Regions from separate parts of the Homo sapiens genome. Here region 1 is linked to region 2. The links are chromatin contacts, found by Hi-C in ENCODE. All regions are on one chromosome and are shown on one strand. Each heading gives the region's core, a stretch centred on a gene start or an enhancer-like site at or near the end of the contact. The rest is flanking DNA. Distances are from core to core; before and after follow the strand shown.

Region 1 (7,559 bases), core at 5,060-7,559, 730 kb after region 2:
CTGTGGTGGTTGTTCCTGCTGTTCTTTTTGAGTAATTCTTTTCCCAGCCCCTGGTTGTTTCCTCATAAACAATCACCGATTAATACTCAGATGAAGAACTCATGAGGAGCCCTCTACAGATCTTCAGTTTTCTTTCTCTTTCTCTATATGTGTGTGTGCATGACATTTTCTCCTCTCCATTACTCCACCCTGCAAATTCCAGCCACCTTGGCTTTCCCAAACCCTGAAGTATTCTTCCTCAACTCAAGGACACCAGTGGGCTCTATTTGGGTTCCTCCTCCCTGTACTAAGAACCAAAAACTCTCTCCAGGTAGTAATCCCTGGAGATTGCATGCTTCCCCTCATATGTTTCCATTTTTTCAGTTTTCATGGTCCTGCATTGCCTGTTGTACAATGTCTGAAAACAGTTCTTTCATATATTTTATCTGGTTTTTAAATCGTTTTAGGTGGGAGGGAAAATCTGGTCCCTGCTTCTCAGTTATGGCTAGAAGCAGAAGTATATCTATACATAATACTATGAAACATGCTTTGTTCATCTAAGTGATCAATAATACTATAAAATAGCATTTTAGCTGGGTGTGGTGGTGCACACCTACAGTCCCAGCTACTTGGGAGGCTGAGGCAGGAGGATCACCTGAGCCCAGGAGTTTGAGGCTTCATTGAGCCAGGATCACATTACTACACTCCAGCCTGGGTGACAGAGCAAGAACCTGTCTCAAAAAATAAAATAAAATAACATTTTTATTTCTAATTTTAAAATTAATCTGGCACAGAAAACTTTTTAACTACAGAGAAATACAAAGAAAAAAACAGTTCACACATAACCTTCCATCTTCTGCTGTATGATCTTCCTCTCTTTATAAGTACATTGCTCTTCTTATGAATACACATATGAATATATTTATTATTATTATTTACTCAGTAAACACTGTTGAATGAATACCAGTGAATTGGTGCTAAAGAGTCAGGTATCATGCACAGGAATGCTGAAAGTCCCCTTAACTCTTAGGCAGGAAACAAATGGCTGTTTAGCAGGTAGAGACAGCTGCTTAATAAGGAAACCCCTCTGCAGGAGGTTACTTAAGGAGTTTGGACAACCAAAGTCTAAATACAGAGCCCAAACCTCATTAACTTTTGGCATGTGGGTTGCCCTAAGTTGGCAGGGCACAACGCCTCTCTTTCCAGAACAAAATTTACTCTTTGTCCAGGAAAGGCAGGTAGAGAGGGTGTCTGATTGCACGCTGAGCGAGTCGGGTTTGAATGGCTGATGGAAAGAGGGAGAACAGGTGACAGGGTGCACCCAGCCTCGCTAAGGTCATGCTCCATTTACTCCAGTGGAGAAAGGGCCATCTTTAGAGTCCCCTGACTTCATAGGTAAAATGCCTTTCACTCCCTCCTCCTTGTGCCCTGCTCACAGCAGGCAGACCATGAATATTTGTTGGAATAGTGAATGAGATACATGAATAGGATAATAGAAGGTCTCCGAGATGCCAAGTCTTTTTCTGGAAAGCTCTGCCTTTCTGTGGTGGTTTTACCTTAGCAAAGCATTTTGTCAGCTCTGCCCACACCAAATCTGAGATGTTTGGCACGCATTCCACAGGGATACAGGGGCCTAATTAATTGGTTCACAGATGCAGAAGTTTTTATTATCCTTTCAGTTTTCAATTATCTGACCTACAACTATTGTTTAGGTGACCAAGCTGGTGTCTTTTCATTCCTGCCATTGACCTCTGACCTCTCGATTGCTTTTGGTGGCGCTCTCTGAGTAGTGGGGGAGGGTCGGGGATGGAAGGAAGTTCAAGTGTCTACCAAGCAGAAGTAAAAGAAATATTCTTTTGATGAGAATCCAATAAAAAAGCCTAAAAATATATAGCAACAAAATACAGAAGAGAGAAAGAAAGAAAGAGAGAAGAGAAAGCAGCAGATTCTTCTTTTACATTGAACACAGAGGATGAACACAGCCAAGCAGCCTCAGATCAAACAGGCTCAGCCAAACACAGGAGAAAATCTTACAGGCAATAATAAGATCTGAGTTCTTAGTAACAGAGATAAAGCAAGAACTCCTGTCCCCCTCTTATCTCATGGGAGGCAGGTAGGACCCTGGTGTATTTAAGTGCACAGGCTCCGTGTTACAGACTAGAGTTCTCATCCCAGCTCCACCACCTAATACCAGCATGACCTTGGGCAAGAGCCTCACCTGCAAGGTGGGGCTGAATTTAATAGCATCTACCTCAGGAAGTTGTTGTGAAGATTCAATGAGGTAAGGAGTTATGGCCGGATGCAGTGGCTCACGTCTGTAATCCCAGCACTTTGGGAGGCCAAGGTTGGCAGATCACTTGAGGTCAGGAGTTTGAGACCAGCCTGGCCAACATGGTGAAACCCCGTCTCTAATAAAAATACAAAAAGTTAGCCGGGTGTGGTGGTATGCACCTGCAGTCCCAGCTATTCGGAAGGCTGAGGCAGAAGGATCACTTGAACCTGTGAGGTGGAGGTTGCAGTGAGTGAGCCAAGATTGTACTACTGCGAGACAGAGCGAGACTCCATCTCAAAAAAAAGAAAAAAAAAAGAAAGGAGTGAAATGTTTAGAATATCTCTGGTACCCAGTAAATCTCAATAATGTTAGTAAATGTTAGCTATTATTATTTTCTTTTCCAGAACTTTTTCTTTGCATATTTGATTTTATTTAAATAAATTATGAGGGCCAGGGTTTTCGATTGTTACAAAAAGTTGAAGCCATGATGAAACAGACGTTTCTGGGGGGAAAAAAGGGAAGTGAGAAACATGGGGAATTAAAATATATTAAATGTGAAATATACATGAATGCCCTTTTGAAATTACTTTGATATTTGGAAGCATTAAAAGGTATATAACTTGCTCATAGAAGATGTTATATAATGAATGTAAAAACCTGTCTTACCTAAGCATTAACTCTAAATCAATCAGTTGAGTTTACTGTTGACTTACTGTTATACATTTTGAATTCTTGTAAATGGAGCTACAGCTAAGATGTTGAGGGAATCTAAGCTGTCAGTTTTTGCCTATTTATGAGAATCAGGCAAAATCTAAAAGCTGGGGGGAGAAGTCAGCCTTACGGTAAAACAAAGAAAGTCATTATGCTCTTTGTACTCAGTGCCCTCCACTCTGTCAAAAAGATACAGAAAGCCCCAGTTTCCAGAAAAGAAGATGAGAATAAAATGAACCCAGATTCACCGAAAACATCTTTTTTTCCACTTGTCTAATCAGTTTTGTTCTGTGTGCTGCCACTGGCATAGATGCCTGCCTTTCTGTTTCATTTTGATCACTTTCAAGAATTTTGGAAGAATGTCGTTTTATCCAAATTAAAATTAATCACCATTATTCCCATGCCATCTAATTTATTTGGTCACTCAATAAGTATTTATGAGGTACCTCCAGGGTGCCAGGCCCCGTGGTCAGGGACATAAAGACACGTGGTCCCTGCCCTGGTGGAGTTCACTGGGTGGACAGAGGCTTGTAGAGAGGCGAGTGGACTGAGCCATACTCGACCTTTAGAGAGGAGGGTGCTCAGGGACAGTGCCCTTCCAAAGGGAGAAGAAACTAATTACTGGGAGGGTCAGGAACTTTCAGGACACATTTGAGCTAACATACATCTTCCAAAGATACCTTTATTTTTCATATTCTGTAGGACCTAGGGGACTTGGAAGTGATTAGGAGCCACTGCTTGCAAAAGTCTCACCCGAACATGGTAGGAATAACTTTACAATCTCAAAATTAGCTGATATCATCTGTGTTATTCATTAAGAAACATCTGACAGAAATGTTCAGCTTCACCCACCCATTTCCTCTCTCAGTATATGTTGCATGCCTACTATTTGCCCAACAAAATGGAATTATGCCATTAGAATAACTAAGAATTATCCTGATCACCTTCAGTGAGTTCCCTACGTTGGACCTACAAGTCATTCTTATTAAGGACAATGGTTCTTACATCCAGAACTCCTTAGGGAACTTCATGTTTAACTTTAAAGAGTTTATTTGCTTGTAATTAACTCCCACAGCATCTTAATCGGGGATCACTACCAAGATTCAATACAGAGTTTCAGTGTCATTTTTCTTCCAGACGTTCTTTTATTTTTATCTCTTTTGTTGTTGTTGTTTTGTTTTTGTTTTTGAGACAGAGTCTCGCTGTGTCACCCAAGCTGGAGTGCAGTGGCACGATCTCAGCTTACTGCAAACTCCGCCTCCTAGGTTCAAGATTCTCATACCTCCCAAGTAGCTGGGATTACAGGTGTGCACCACCACACCCAGCTAATTTTCTGTATTTTTAGTAGGGATGGGGTTTTCTCACGTTGGCCAGGCTGATGTCAAACTCCTGACCTCAGGTGATCTGCCTTCCTCAGCCTCCCAGAGTGCTGGGATTACAGGCGTGAGCCACCTTATGTGGCCTTGTTTTTGTTTTTGAGACAGGGTCTCACTGTCTCACCCAGGCTAGAGCACAGTGTCACAATCACAGCTTACTGCAGCCTCAACCTCCTGGGTTCAAGTGATCCTCCCACCTCTGCCTCCTGAGTAGCTGGGACCACAGGTGTGAGCCACCACACTCAGCTAATTTTTTTAACTTTTAGTGGAGACAGGGTCTCACTATATTGCCCAGGATGGTCTTGAACTCCTGAGCTCAGGTAGTCCTCCCACCTTGGCCTCCCAAAGTGCTGGGATTACAGGTATAAGCCATGGCACCTGGCCTCTTTTTATCTCTTCTTGAAGATGGTATCTACCCAGTGACTTTTATGGGACTGACAAAAGGTCACAGCTTAGAGATTAGTTAGGACAAGGAAGGATGTGAAGGGACATGAGGTGGTGTGGAAATGCCAAGTACGGGTGGAAGGGGGATGAGCAGATAGGCGGGGTCAAAGCTGCAGGCCCTCTGAGTGGGCTCCCTGGTTCCAGAAGCAGGGAGCCAGTGCAGAGAGGGTGGGAAAAGAAGTCAGACTCTTTTACCGCCAGATTCACTTCTTTCTCCATGTGAACACTGCGTGGACTTCCAGAAGCATTGATCCTCTGCACTAGCATCCCCAGATTTAGGGACAAATAGATTTCTTGAGTTCCCAGAGGAAACAGATTCTGAGATGAGACTGGATGCAGAGCATGGCCCCAGGATCTGTCACTGATGGGGAGTGAAGGGAACAGGTGGGGCAGAGGGAGGAGCCTCAGTCGATCCCAGGATCCCACAGGGAGCTCTGGAGCTGGGATGGCCCTTCAGAGCTGCCCTGAATTGGAGCTAGGGGACCACACCTGGGCATTGACCAGTCCTTAACATGGGCTGCCCTGGGGGAAAGGGGTGACCTTGAACAAGGAGGGCAATTCCTGGAAAGGGACTCAACTAAGAGCAGCCATCAGCCACCCATGTCTCCAGCAGCTGGGGGAAGGAGCACCCACAGAACCCAGTACTAAGGATGGGTTATTTACATAACAAAGGATCAGTGGTTCTGTTTTCATTTTGTTTCACATTATTTTAATTTTTTAATGGAATGCTTCATGAATTTGCATGTCATCCTTGCACAGGGGCCATGCTAATCTTCTCTGTATCATTCCAATTTTTTAGTGTATGTGCTGTCAAAGCAAGCACTTGTTTCACGTTAGATGATAAAGGTGTTGAGGGAAAGACTTGCTCTTCCAACTGTATGTATCCCCCACAATGCACTTGCTCTTGATAAAATCAGGGCCTCCCCAGACAGGATTACCAGTTACACCTGTAATGCCCATATCTAACGTCCTAGCTGGCACAGGGATGCCGGCATAATAAACGGGGCTGCAGAGGAGCGTCATCCTGGCTTGGGATTCCTCGTCTTTCTAGATTGCTGAAAATGAGGAGCTGAGGGCCACGGAGCACTCAGAATCCCCACCAACTGCTGACCCAGAACCTTTAGCACAGTGGGTCTCAGAGAGTGTCTTACTAGCTTGAGACGTTAGGCTTCAGCAAAGCGGCACAGGTGCGGGCGAAGGCAACCTGGAGCTGTGGCTCTGCACGGGCCCTCGCCTGGCCAAGGCAAGGGACAGGACAAGAGCAGGAAGGAAAGAGTATCAGAGGTCAGTGTATCCATCCAAGGGCTCAACCTGGCCAGGGGACAAGGCAGAGGAGCCAGGCAGGCCCTGCTGCTCAGCACAGCTGCAATGCCACCTGAGATGAGGTGTGACAAAGGTGCCTGTCACTGTCCCTCCTCCTGTTCTATTCTAAGGGTCTCTGTGCCAGTTGTCAGTTCCTTACTGTAGTTGAAGCGAGGTGCACTCCCTTTCACTCTGGGTGCTACTTTCTTGGCTGAGAAAAAACAAGCTGCAGCCCAAGCCGCCCTGCTATGTGAGAAAGAGAAGTGAAACAGGCTGTGGGCTGGGCAACAGGAGGCTGACTGCAAGCGACCTGCAGATGCCGAGCCTTTGCTGGTTTACTCCGGCAGCACAACAGCATACGAAGAAAACCAAAGTGGCTCTCTCATTAGCCAGTTCCTGGAAGAGGAACGGTTCCATTTCTACAACCATTCAAGCAGCAGGGATTTATTGAAACCGATCCACGCTCAGGTCCCAGCGGACACAGTCCCTGCCTGAAAGGCACTAGAGCCTAGTTAGGGAGAGTAGAGTAACTCACCTGAAAAAAACAGCAAATGGACCTGACCTGTATAATTAGGGACTAAATTACGTGAGCCAGTCTCAAGGCGCAGTCCGTCAGGGAAGAACTCACCATGAAGACCGCCGAAGATCACGAAAAGGAGGCCAGAAGTGAGGAAAGGCTCCAGAGGCCAGGAGAGGGCATGGGGTAGCGGGGCATGAAACTGCAGGAACAGAAGCCTGGAGGCAGAGATGATAATGAGGAAATGGGCCTCACTAGACCCTGCACCCGAGCCAGGCGCATGGGTCGAGGCTGCCTCGAGAAGCCCCCTCAGCGTGGTTGCCACATAAAAGAAAAGATGCTCAGTTCAATTTGAATTTCAGCTAATCCGTAAACAATATTTACCATAGGTATGCCCCAAACAGTGCAAGACTTTTTTCTAAAACATCTGACTGAGCATGGTGGCTCATGCGTGAAATTCCAACACTTTGGGAGGACCGAGGCAGGAGGATCGGTTGAGTCCAGGAGTTTGAGACCAGCCTGGGTAACATGGTGAGACCCTAACTCTACAAAAAATACAAAAATTAGGTGGGCATGGTGGCACATGCTGGTAGTCCCAGCTACTCAGGACACTGAGGTGGGAGAATCGTTTGAGCCCAGGAGATCGAGGCTGCAGTGAGCCGTGATTGCACCATCACACTCCAGCCTGGGCAACAGAGTGAGACTCTGTCTAAAAAAGAAATAAAATAGGCAGGGCGCAGTGGCTCACACCTGTAATCCCAGCACTTTGGGAAGCCAAGGTGAGCAGATCACCTGAGGCCAAGAGTTCAAGACCATCCTGGCCAACATGGCAAAACCCTGTTTCTACTAAAAATATAAAAATTAGCCAGGCACGGTAGCACATGCCTGTGATCCCAGCTACTAGGGAGGCTGAGGCAGGAGAATTGCTTGAACCCAGTGGGCAGAGGTTGCAGTGAGC
Region 2 (7,278 bases), core at 3,181-5,680:
CGGCTAATTTTTGTATTTTTGGTAGAGACAGGGTTTCACTGTGTTGGTCAGACTGGTCTAGAACTCCTGACCTTGTGATCCGCCTGCCTTGGCCTCCCAGAGTGCTGGGATTACAGGTGTGAGCCACTGTGCCTGGCCAAAAAAAAATTTTTTTTAAAGCTGGGCATGGTGGCACATGCCTGTAGCTACCCAAAAGGCTGAGGCAGGAGGATTGCCTGAGCACAGGAGTTAGAGGCTGCACGAAGTTATGGTCATGCTACTCCTCTACACCTTGGTGATTTCTATAATGAAGAGCTGGACTCAATCATTAAGCTTCTTTCCAGTGCTAGGATTCTGTGGTCTAGAAAGATCTGTACCCCCTTAGATTGGACACCCCCTTCTCACCTGGGTGTGGCTTAGCAGGGGGAGGGTAGCGTGGTAGGCTGAGCAGAAAGCCTGGCTGGCTTCCCAGGCCTGCGCTTCTGCAGAGAAGTAGTAACAGTGCTCCTCGGACAACACCCAGCCTGGGGGGCACTGCTGGCATCTGGCTCCTGCAAGCACAGAGACTGCTGGTGAGCTGCAGGGTAAGCTGCATTAAATAAACAAAGCCTGGCTGCTGCCTCAAATGAAGGGGCATGGAACTGGCAAACCTCAAGGTGGGCAGGGCCCCAGGGAGCTTTTATAGTCTGTGCAGTGCACAAAGTCCCCGGGGTGGCAGCTGGCATCTGATTGCTTATCAGGGCACAAGCTGTATCCAGTGGGAGGAAGGCACCCATTTTCCTTAACTTTGCTCATCAAGCACCATGTCTTCGTGTTGCATCTCCCAGTGTCTCTTTCTAATTCTAAGGTGTTTTAAGGGCTGGAAACACAGCCCCAGTAGTGGAGCGGCAGGGAGAGGGGATGGGGACTGCAGGGACACCATACCTGCTCTTGAGGCCAGGACCACAATGACAACCCCAGAGACTGCCAGGAGCACAGCCATGAACGCCAGGGCCCAGTACAGGGACTTCACGTACATGGGTAGCCCTGGGACGGGGGCAAACAGGATAATCAGATTAGTGGAGACCATCCCAACCAACCCAACTCAGAACCACAGACACAGCACACCAGCATCTCACCCACCTCACCCCAGCACCCACCCCCTCAGCCTGGGATGCCAACATAAACCACAACGTTTAAGTTCCAACTTTATATTCTGGAGAAAGAAGCCAGATATTCTTTTTTTTTTTTTTTTTTTTTTTGGAGACAGAGTCTTGCTTTGTCGCCCAGGTTGGAGTGCAGTGGTGCGATCTCGGCTCACTGCAACCTCTGCCTCCCGGGTTCAAGCAATTCTCCTGCCTCAACCTCCTGAGTAGCTGGGGTTACAGGTGCGTGCCACCATGCCCGGCTAATTTTTTGTATTTTTAGTAGAGACGGGGTTTCACCATGTTGGCCAGGTTGGTCTTGAACTCCTGACCTTGTGATCTGCCCACCTCGGCCTCCCAAAGTGCTGGGATTACAGGTGTGAGCCAACGCGTCTGGCCCTTTTTTTTTTTTTTTTTTGAGACTGAGTCTTTCTATCGCCCAGGCTGGAGTGCAGTGGCATGATCTCAGCTCACTGCAACCTCCACCTCCTGGGTTCAAGCAATTCTCATGCCTTAGCCTCCCAAGTAGCTGGGATTACAGGTGACTGCCACCATGCCTGGCTAATTTTCATATCTTTAGTAGAGATGGGGTTTGACGATGTTGGTCAGGCTGGTCTTGAACTCCTGACCCTAAGTGATCCGCCCGCCTTGGCCTCCCAAAGTGCTGGGATTACAGGCGTGAGCCACCGTGCCCAGCTTCAGGAGCCTTATATGTGGAAGAGGAAGACAGGTGGTGAGCATCAGAAGTGGCAGCAGGAGGACTCTACCAACAACGCTGGATTTTAATATAGAGAAGGGCTTGACCTAAGAAAAGCCCAGAAGCTAGCAAAGGCAAGAAAAGGGAGTCTCCCCTAGACCCCCAGAAAGGAATGCAGCCCCACTGAAAACTCGATTTTAGACCAGTGAGCCGGCATTATAGACTTCTGACTTAACGGAACTGTAAGATAATACATTTGTGTCACTTAAAGACACTAAGTTTGTGGTAATTTGTTACAACAGCAATAGAAAACTAATATTCCATCACACAGAAAATGTGCTCACATCAAACTCTGCAAAAGTTCCTGAGTGATCCAAGCCCCTGAACCCTAGCCCTGTCTAAGAACCTCTCAACTAGAGGCCCTGGGAATTTGGTGCCTGTCAGTGGGCTTGGCCTGCTTCTCAATCAGCCAAGCTTTTGCCAGTTTGCCTGCTGGGCGGGGCTCTGACCCCTCCTGGCCGTTGCTCCTTCCAGTCTCTCTACCTAGCAGGGATCCCTAGCACCCCCTACTCCTACTCACCTTTCAAGATGTGGCTTTCTGGCTGGCCCGGTGGTTCACACCTGTAATCCCAGCACTTTGGGAGGCTGAGGCGGCTGGATCACCTGAGGTCAGGAGTTCCAGACCAGCCTGGCCAACATGATGAAACCCCCTGTCTACCAAAAATACAAAAACTAGCCAGGCATGGTGGCCGGCGCCTGTAATCCCAGCTACTCGGGAGGAGGCTGAGGCAGGAGAATCGCTTGAATCCAGGAGGCGAAGGTTGCAGTGAGCCGAGATTGTGCCATTGCACTCCAGCCTGGGTGACAAGCGCAAAACTTATTTCTTAAAAAAAAAAGAAAGAAAAAAGAAAAAAAGAAAAAAATTGGCTATCTCTTGCCCCAAATTCACCAACTACTCCCTCCAGTCTCCTTATCCAGGACAGTCTGTATCTTTTGTGGGCTCTTTCTTCTGTGTCAAGCTCCCCCTCCCCCACACCACAAAATAACCAGCCGCACATACTACTGGCACATCTACCCTGTGGTCCCACTCACTATCTACTGAATGGATGAGTGTTTGGGGCTAAATGTTCCTCAGTGTGGTGGAAAGAAAGCAGCAGCCTGGACCTTCCAGAAAGTCCTTGGCAGTGCAGGGATGGGGGGATCTGGGCTGCCACCCCTGCCACCTGATCCTGAATGACTTCCCCTCATCTGGAGTTCCTTCCACTGCTACTTCTCAAAGGTGCTGCGCATGCTAAGAGGGAATTTGAAAGTTCGGGAGTGCGGGTAGGGGAGGATGAGAAGGGGAGTGGCTTTACTCTTTTTTTTTTGAGACGGAGTTTCTCTCTTGTTGCCCAGGCTGGAGTACAATGGCATGATCTCGGCCCACTGCAACCTCCGCTTCTCGGGTTCAAGCGACTCTCCTGTCTCAGCCTCCTGAGTAGCTGGGATTACAGGTGAATGCCACCATGCCAGGCTAATTTTTGTATTTTTAGTAGAGACGGGGTTTCATCATATTGGTCAGGCTGGTCTCGAACTCCTGACCTCAGGTGATCCGCCCGCCTCGGCTTCCCAAAGTGCTGGGATTACAGGCGTGAGACACGGCAACAATGTGAATTACAGTTACGTAGACAGGAATGTTATTGATTGTAAGCCCGAGAGGCCAGATCGGGTTGGGGATCGGGATGGCCAACTGGGTCCCTTAGTCGGTCAGCTGCCCAGCGGTCCAGGGCTGGGCGGGTGTGGGGGTTTCGGCTACGTCCACCCGACCTGGCGGCGTCGGCTGCCGGCGCAGGTGAGCACTCACCCGTAAGCGTTACGGCCCGGGGCAGCTTCTCGTCGCCGTCCAACCCCGCGCGGGGCAACAGCGCCGCATCCTCCTTCTCCAGCCCCAGCTCCTTGCAGCGGCAGCACGTGGGGGAGCCCGGGGAGCCGGCGCTTCCTTCCGCGGGGCTGGCCCGGCCCTCTGCGTCGCAGCCGCTCTCCGTCCGGGCTGCAGCCAGCGGCGAGCGGCGGCCCCACGTGCCGCCCTGGGATGGTGCGCGCAGCAGGAGCTGGTGCGCCGGGTCCGCGTGGCGGGAGAAGGCAGGGGACTCGGGCACCGGCACCTTGAGGAAGCGCGTGGAGGGCCTGGGCGATGGCGTGCTGCTGCCACCGGCCGCGCCCACGGGCTTCACGCGCACATCTACCTGCAGCTCCATGGGCGCCCAGGCGCTGGGCGCAGGCTCAGCCCCGGGCGCCTCGCCATTCCGGGGCAGCTTGACCAAGGCAGGGCCCGGTGACGGCGGCTCGGGGCAGACCCCGTAGCCCAGGCTGAGCGGCGGCACGCGCGGGGACCCGGGGCGAGGCGAAGGCGGCTTTTTCTTGCTCGAGGGCTCCAGGCCTGCGCCCGCCGCCTTCTCCACGGCCCCGGCCGGACTTGGGCTGCTTTCGGGACCTTCAGGTTGTCGCACCTTCGCGGGCACCTGCGGCTGCTCCAGCGTGGGGACCAGGCTTCCCACGGGCTCCATTGGGAGCTCTGCCCCGGCTTGGCCTCCGGGCGCAGCCTCCCAAGACTCCTCCATCCCGCGCGCCCCGCCACCCGGAGACGCTGAGGAGCGCACCTGGGCCCAGTGCAGAGGAGCTTCGCTCTCCTCCGTCCGGATTGGTCCAGCCGCGTCGCCGAAGTTGTCAGGCCACGCCCCTCCCCGAAGGACCCCGCTGTGATTGGCTGTGGCTGAGGTTCTGCTGCCCCGACCCCCTTCGGGACACAGCCCCGGCCTCCACCAGGCACTGGGAGGGAGCTGAGAACGGCAGCGGGGCCAGGCGAGGGTTGCAGGGTGGGCGGGAGCTCTCGGGAGAAAAGCAGAACACCAGCGGAGGCTTGTGGCAGGGAACCCGGAGCCCCGCCTGACCCTTCCCTCTTCTTTGTCTCTGACCTCACCCATTTTCCCCTCCAGCCCTATGCCGGGGTGTTGGTTTTGAGAGTTACAGTTTGGGCGGGGAAGGATTGGCCAAGCCTGTCTGGATCCTGGGACCTCAGAGAAATCAGAATCCAAAGGAATTGGGGCGACCTGTGGAAAAGTAGCCCAGTTGGTTGTCCTGACAATCCAGCAGGGTTTCGAAAGGACTCTCCATCATACTTGGGAGGACTCCCCCACTGAGTAACGCTAAGAGAAAAGAAACAGGGCGTGGATAAGCAATTCTTCTTTTTTTTTTTTTTTTTGAGACGGAGTCTTGCTCTGTCGCCAGGCTGGAGTGCAGTGGCCCGATCTCGGCTCACTGCAATCTCCGCCTCCCAGGTTCAAGCGATTCTCCTGCCTCAGCCTCGTGAGTAGCTGGGACTACAGGCACCCACCCCACCACGCCCGGCTAATTTTTGTATTTTTAGTAGAGACGGGGTTTCACCATGTTGGCCAGGATGGTCTCGATCTCCTGACCTCGTGATCTGCCCGCCTCGGCCTCCCAAAGTGCTGGGGTTACAGGCGTGAGCCACCGCGCCCCGCCTGGCCTCTGGTATTTTTAAGTGCCCCCAGGGTAGGGTTGGCAGATAAAATGCAGGCCACTCAGTTTAATTTGAATTTCAGTTAAACAAGGGATAGTTTTTAGCATAGTAGTCCTCCCTTATCCACTGGGATAGTTCCAAGACCTCCCAGTGAATGCCTGAAACTTTGGATAGCACCAAACCCTATATATACTGTTTTTTTCTATACAAGCGGTCTTCAAAAGGTTCATGGAAAATTCATACTATGAAAAAAACTATGCATGGATTTGAAAATTTTTTGGCACCAAAATAAATTTGTACTAACTTGTTATCACATGTCTCGACAAGATCTAGTTTGAGGCACTAAGAAGGATAAGACATCAGTTTGAAAAGAGCTCCTGTCAGAGCAACAAGGATTCTGCTAAATTTGAAGCAAGAATAATCATCACATTTATGGTGACATCATTGATATTTTTATGAAAAGCTCATGGGGACAATGCCCCCAAGAAACCAGCAGTTTGCAAATGGAAAACTCGTTTTAAGAAGGGATGAGGCCAGGCGTGGTGGCTCAGCCTGTAATCCCAGCACTTTGGGAGGCCGAGGCAGGTGGATCACTTGAGGTAAGGAGTTCGAGACCAGCCTGGCCAACATGCTGAAATCCTGTCTCTACTAAAAAAGCAAAAATTAAGCTGGGCGCGGCAGCTCACGCCTGTAATCCCAGCACTTTGGGAGGCCGAGGTGGGCGGATTGACTGAGCTCAAGAGTTCAAGACCAGCCTGGGCAACACAGTGAAACCCCGTCTCTACTAAAATACAAAAAATTAGCTGGCATGGTGGCATGCGCCTGTAGTCTCAGCTACTCGGGTGCCTGAAAATACAAAAAATTAGCCGGGCGTGGTAGTGGGTGCCTGTAATCCTAGCTACTCGGGAGGCTGAGGCAGGAGAATTGCTTGAACTCGGGAGGCAGAGTTTGCAGTGAGCCGAGATTGTGCCACTGTACTCCAGCCTGGGTGACAGAAGGAGACTCCATCTCAAAAAAAAAAAAAAAGAGAAGGGATGAGACAATGTTGAGGATAAAGCCCTCAGTGGCAGACCATCCACATCAATTTTTGAGTAAAATAATTAATCTTATTTGTGCCCTCATGAAGAGGACCAACGATTAACAGCACAAACAACAGCCAACACCAAAGACGTCTCAATTGGTTCAGCTTACACTTTTCTGACTGAAAAATTAAAGTTGAGCAAAGTTTCCACTCTATGGAAAACCATTGCGTCCAGATCAGCTGCAGCCAAGAGCAGAACTTTCAATGGAAATTTAAAACGAGTAGGATCAAGATCCTGAAGCATTTCTCTGAAGAGTTGTAACAGAAGATGGAACGTGGCTTTACCAGTAGGATCCTGAAGACAAAGCACAAAGCAATGGCTCCCAAGAGGTGGAAGTGGCCCAGTCACAGCAAAAGTGGACAGGTCAAGAGCAGAAGTCACAGCAACAGTTTTTTGGGATGCTCAAGGCATTTTGCTTGTTGGCTTTCTAGAGGGCAAAAGAGCAATAACATCTGCTTACTATGAGAGTGTTTTGAGAAAGCCAAAACTTTAGCAGAAAATCACCTGGGAAAGCTTCACCAAAGGGTCCTTCTCCACCACTACGAGGCTTCTGCTCATTCCTCATCAGTCAAGGGCATCACTCAACATGTTCAAGTTTTAAATGCCTCTTTGGGCCCAGTACCCTCCTCCTGCTAACACCCTCTCTATTCTTCCTTGTCGTGGCCAAACTTTTTTTTTTTTTTTGAAAGAGAGTCTTGTTCTGTCACCTAGGCTGGAGTGCAGTGGCGTGATCTCGGCTCACTACAACCATGGCCTCCTGGGTTCAAGCAATTCTCGTGCCTCAGCCTCCCAAGTAGCTGGGATTATAGGTGTGCACCATCACAACCGCTTAATTTTTGTATTTTTAGTAGAGACAGGGTCTTGAACTCCTGACCT

What was found. A loop is a pair of places that touch in the nucleus more often than their neighbours do. Pooled maps may share reads with other maps.
Region 1: a loop to region 2 is called in a pooled map, with 2.5 times the contacts of the local background. The contact joins the enhancer-like site here to the promoter of KLRG2 in region 2. A Hi-C loop is called at or near these places in 2 of 37 single-sample maps with no recorded cell type and 4 of 50 pooled maps.

Annotation. Positions count from the first base shown.
Region 1 is chr7:140,204,067-140,211,625 of GRCh38, forward strand. It overlaps the pseudogene RNU6-797P. Among named protein-coding and RNA genes, the nearest start is that of KDM7A-DT, 31 kb to the left of the region's middle. RefSeq lists enhancers at 6,020-6,099, 6,722-7,559. Within about 2 kb of position 6,310, at least 7 of the 41 ENCODE cell types and tissues checked have a DNase peak (open chromatin) inside an H3K27ac peak, as active enhancers do.
Region 2 is chr7:139,479,243-139,486,520 of GRCh38, forward strand. KLRG2 (killer cell lectin like receptor G2) reads right to left here and starts at 4,431. Exons shown (of 5, transcript NM_198508.4): 1 at 3,644-4,431; 2 at 904-1,005; 3 at 385-530. The coding sequence starts at 4,400. RefSeq lists enhancers at 76-576, 577-1,077, 3,591-3,670 and silencers at 3,801-4,080, 4,541-4,600.